Linked DNA regions of Homo sapiens: region 1 is linked to region 2. The links are chromatin loops, found by intact Hi-C in ENCODE. Cell type or tissue: endothelial cell of umbilical vein. All regions are shown on one strand.

Region 1 (2,500 bases), 200 kb after region 2:
TTTAAAAAGTCTTCATGGTAATAAAAAAGTATGGTAACAACAAAAATGACAACAAATGATATACGATTATTTTGGGGGTGTGTAAAATTTAACACAAATGTAACATAAAATTGAGTTAAAATGATGTTTATATAGAAAATAATTATTTTAATTAATGAGCTTGCATGTATGAGGGTCTATTTTGTTATACTATGATTTGTAGAGCAAATTAATAAATAGTATTCTTTTAGTATTTACTTATTCGTTTAGCTATGTTATGCCAAGAGGAATTGGTAGTGATTAATAAAGAGGGACAGTTTTTGTAGATTCTTCTTTAACCATAAATAAGCTGGACACCTTTTATATGAGTATTGTTATTAATGGCAACAACAAATCTTTAACAATGTAGGCAGTGTGTCTGGAATTTGTAAAAGAGATGCCATAAAGAGGTCAAAGGAAGAAGACAGAAAAAGTGTGGGTTTATCGCTCATGTATATTAATCCCCAATAAGACAGGATCTGATATCGCAGCATCTTAGAGGAAGAAAACAAAACCATTACTGCGTAAACATCCCCAGTGAGGAGCCAACGAGACTCAGAGGCCCTGTCTGCAGAAGCAGATAGCGGTCACCCACCCATCCATCCATCCATGACACACCCCCATCAGAGAAGAGGGTCTGCTTTGTGTTTATTGGGTCTGGAGCTGAGGCTGCAATAGATGACCAATATAACAGAATGGGGGCAAATCACTTAAAATGTCTGAAATTGCATGACTAGTTGACATTATGCAATTTCCTAACTTACTATTCAACTTCACTTTCCACTAGGTGCTGAGAGCATGAGCATATAAGCAACAGGAGTTTTTAAAAGGCCGCTCTTCAATGCAGACAGAGCTAAGCACCTCAGTAGTGACACAATATAAACTTCACTACATGAAATCCTGGAAGTTGATGTAAACAGCTTTTAATAGCAGTGAACATTTGTTCGCTTTGTTTAGACCATCTGGATGTTCCATTGTGTTCAGTTCAACACTGACTGCCGCCGGGTGACAGTTGATATATGTTAAGTACAAGCAAAGTGCCTCAGCCCACTCTGGGGACCTTAACGAGAACTTTTCAGTGTTTTGTGGATTATTCTGTCAGATCGCAGCCGAGTCGCCTGCATCCTTTATGGCTACATGCCAAAGTCCTCCGGCTTTTTTATCAAAGGAGAGTTTTGCTTTTACTGTTTGAAAGGTTAGGAAAACTATGCCAAAGTTCTTCCAGGCAGCTTGGAGAGCACGAGCTGACAGGAATGATTTCCAATATGGAGGAGAGAATAAAGAGGACCTTGGATCCTAAGAGAAGCCAGGCTTTGCTTGTTTAATATGCAACATGTCTGACAAACAAGCCATTAAAACACCACCAAAGAAAATCTGCCCGATAAACATATAAAGCGGTTAGTTTTCTGAAGAGGAGAGATTATTCCTTAAAAGCACAATCTCCTCCACCCGCACGAACCACTGTGTGGTGTGCAATTGTGCATACGTATGTTTACTTTCTAATGCAAAGAAGCCTCCGCGTGCTTATCCTGATGTTGCACGAAGCAGAATCATTCAAGTGAAAAATGCCACTGCAAAAAGAGAACGAAACAGATCAACATTACTTTGTATAAAGATTACACAAGCACAGTTGGCGCCCTGCAGAGCAAAGAAAGGGCTTAAAAATCTGCCCTGACTCACTTACCAGCCAGTTTGGCTTTATTGGAACATCTGCGAAATGCTAAATTTGCACTTCTGGAGCTCTTCGAACCCACTGCTGTTGCTGCTGCTTGGTGAAACACAGATGAGGCATGATGGAGCTGGGATCGCTTGAGATACAATTATATTTCTGACTTCTTTTTTTTTTTTTTTTACTACATCATTTAAAAATGATTTAATAAATGCAATTTTACCTCACTACAGAAAACATAGAAACTAGATGATGTCCAAGTTGAGTATCCCTTATGTGAAATATTTGGGACAAGAGGTGTTGTAGGATTTCGGATTCTTTTGGATTTTGGAATATTTCATATACATAATGAGATATCTTGGGGATGGGACCCAAGTCTAAACACAAAATTCATTTATATTTCACATACACTTTATACAGATAGCCTGAAGGTAATTTTATACAATATTTTTAATACTTTTGTGCATAAAACAAAGTTTTGATTGCAACCTGTCACATAAGGTCAGGTGTGAAATTTCCTAGTTGCAGCATCAGGTCAGTGCTCAAAAAGTTTCGGATTTTGGAGGATTTTGAATTTCAGGTTTTCTGATTCAGAATGCTCAACCTGTATCATAACAACTTGATCTCAGATTCTTGTTCATGCTGGAAACATAATGATACCTCTTGTGTTTGGTGTCCTGCCAGATCTCAATGAAAAGTCGAAATGAAGGGGAGAAAGTTTATGTATAGGTGAAATCTATGATTGATATAACTCTGGGTACCATGATTTAGATAACATTTGGTTCTAACAAGTACCACAATCGTCACCCTTTC
Region 2 (2,500 bases):
TCTCAGTGCCCTGGGGAGTTGAAGCTGGAGGACCCTTGACCGCAGACCAACTCTGCATGTAAGAACGGTCAGCTAAATTTTCTCCTTTCAATGGTTTAAGTGGGTGTTTAACTCCCTTCATCTCCTCATCCGACACACTAGCAAGGGCACACGCCCACCCGCGCCCCCATCCCTTCTTCTTGCTTCCCCTCAGATCGAGGAAATTGCCGCTCTGGCTGCTTCTCCTTCGCCGCCACGCTCAGACAGAGGTCGCTTCTGACTAGCTGTAAGACCCGGCTGCATTTACATCCCCCCGCCCCGGGCCAGGGTGGGGTGGGAGGGGGTGAGGCGGGGTGAAGAGGTTGGGGCAGGCCGGGGGACTGGAGCCTGAGCCTCATCCTTATTGGCTGGCGGCTAGTGTCCGACCTGAGTCCGGAACCCGCGTCCGCATTCACTGTCTTCACCCCTCAATCCAGCCTTCCCCCAACCCCTGGCCCTACTTACCTCCTTCTCCCCCTCGTCTTCCCCCCTGTCCTTCCCAGCACCGTCACCCTCGGGGCTGGGAAGGGCCGTTCTCGGTCCCGCGCGGGGAGTGGACCAGGCAGGAGAGGGAGGTTGGAACTTCACAACTCCACACTTGCGATAGTGAGCAAGAGAGAGGCAGAGAGAGATAGGGGGAAGGGGCGGAGAGGAGGGGAGAGAGAAGGGAGGCGAGAGAAAGAGGAGAGAGACCCCTGCCGATCCTGAGCCAGAGGGCGGTGGAGGGAGGGGAAGGAGTCGCCCGAGCCGTCCGGGAGCAGTGGCAGCGGCACAGCCGGGGCGGCAATAGCAGCCCCGCGGTCGCCTCCGCTGCCCGCCGGGAGCTCGGCGGTTCACGGCTCCGCGCCCCGGGCAGCTGCGTCCTCGCCACCGCCGCCGCCTGCGCCCTTGCGGAGCCGAACCAGAGGGCCGGGACGCTGTCTTCCTCGCCTCCTTTTTTAACCCTGACCTCCTCCTCGCAGCTTGGGGGCGGCTCCGGAGCTGCGAGACCGGACAGGGCTCAGAGGTCCTGCCCGGCAGCCCCGAGGAGGCGGAGGCACGCTCCGGCGAGGCGAGAGGGTTGGGTTAGCAGGCATCCCGGTCGCCCCTTCCTTCTTTTCGCCGGAGTTGAATCTGTGCTGCCCGTGTCCAGGTGCTGGGCTTCCGGACCGACACGGATCCCCCATCCCCGCCCGCGGTCGCCTTGTCATGCTGCCCAAAGTGGAGACGGAAGCCCTGGGACTGGCTCGATCGCATGGGGAACAGGGCCAGATGCCGGAAAACATGCAAGGTAAGGAGGCGCCGCGCGGCGCTCCGGCTCCCGCTGCTTCCCCACCCCCGGGCTCGCCCTGCAGGCTTCAGCCTCCCGCCCCGCGCGGGCGCGGGAGTAGCCCCGCTGGGCGCTCGCAGCCGCGGGAGTCAAGCCCCCTCCCCAGGTGCAGGCATAAAAGTTTATGGCTCTTGAACAATGCGGGGCAGAGGTTTTTCCAAGCAACGTCTAATTGGCCGCTTCTAATTAAGGAAAGAGAGGCTTCCAGCTCTATGGCAACCCAAGCAGGGCAGCTTCAGGCTAAAGGTACTTTAGAATAATAAGATCATTCTAAGAAATGGAATGTCTCACTGGACACCCGAACAGGTTCTCTGTCATTGGAATTGGTGTGTACTGTACTTCAACCAGTACTCTTGTGTGGAGGGAGGCGACCCAGTCTAGGAAAGTCAACTACAGAAAGAGGTGACCTCCGAAAGGATTGTCTTAGCGCTATTAGAATACATGTGACCACACCAAAAGCCCAGGCGGACACCCGCAGCCAGCTCGGATTTGGACAATTCAACATTGCTGGCAGAACTGAAGGGAACAAGTTACCCCAACCCCATCCCCTGTACGCGTAGTGCTGAGTGAGTTGGGGGTGGGAGGACAGCGGTTCGTTTATTGCCCCCTTTTAAAATCTGAGATCTGAAAATATGGAGGTCCCATTCGTTTTCCCAGCTCTTGATTGCCAACAAAAAAACAAATCCCGCTGGCTACATTTTCTCCTCATTCCAAAATAGCAACCCTATGGCTTGTATTAAGCCCTTCAGAAGTTTATCTCATTTGCTCTGGGCCAGGGAGGGAACAATGCTAGGAAAAGTCACCGGTGCTCTTCCATCCTCGCCCCTTCCAGGGTGCAGGATGTGCGGGCCGGCGGGCCTGTGATCCCGGAACGCTTCCTGCCATCCCCTTGCGCGAACTTGAAAGGACTGGGAGGTGTTGAGAGCAGAGTTCAGGGCTGGTGCACTCTGCGGTGCTGAGTGGGCGGCGCGCCCGGGCGCTCAGGCCGGGGGACCTGTAGTCGCCCTACCGCGGAGGGGAAAATACGTAGCTGGAGGGCGTGCGCCGTGCGGGTTGTGATCCGTTACCCCATCGGTCATCCTGGGGTCTCCCCAAGCCTCTAGGTAGGGCTGTGAGAGTCCCCTAGAGCTGAAGCCCCGGAGGCTGACCTGTGGGTCTGGCTGCTATGGGAAC

Evidence for each region. Hi-C counts contacts between places; a loop is a spot of excess contacts. Peaks named below come from ENCODE experiments on the same cell type or tissue, not always from the same donor. Only the 100,000 strongest peaks of a DNase experiment are listed, where the experiment ranks them.
Region 1: a loop joins it to region 2, with 1.9 times the contacts of the local background. A loop is called at or near these places in 3 of 110 quality-filtered maps.

Annotation. Positions count from the first base shown.
Region 1 is chr1:200,241,682-200,244,181 of GRCh38, forward strand. LOC124904479 (a long non-coding RNA gene) reads right to left here. Exons shown (of 2, transcript XR_007066782.1): 1 at 1,703-2,500; 2 at 1-1,589. Among named protein-coding and RNA genes, the nearest start is that of LINC00862, 130 kb to the right of the region's middle. In endothelial cell of umbilical vein, no CTCF peak of the experiment used is centred here; a DNase peak (open chromatin) is centred at 1,060; H3K27ac peaks cover 800 bases.
Region 2 is chr1:200,038,508-200,041,007 of GRCh38, forward strand. It overlaps NR5A2 (nuclear receptor subfamily 5 group A member 2), which reads left to right. Exons shown (of 8, transcript NM_205860.3): 2 at 1,151-1,288. Among named protein-coding and RNA genes, the nearest start is that of NR5A2, 12 kb to the left of the region's middle. RefSeq lists an enhancer at 1,906-2,500. In endothelial cell of umbilical vein, no CTCF peak of the experiment used is centred here; DNase peaks (open chromatin) are centred at 614, 1,174, 1,534, 2,194 and 1 weaker place; H3K4me3 peaks cover 2,330 bases; H3K27ac peaks cover 353 bases.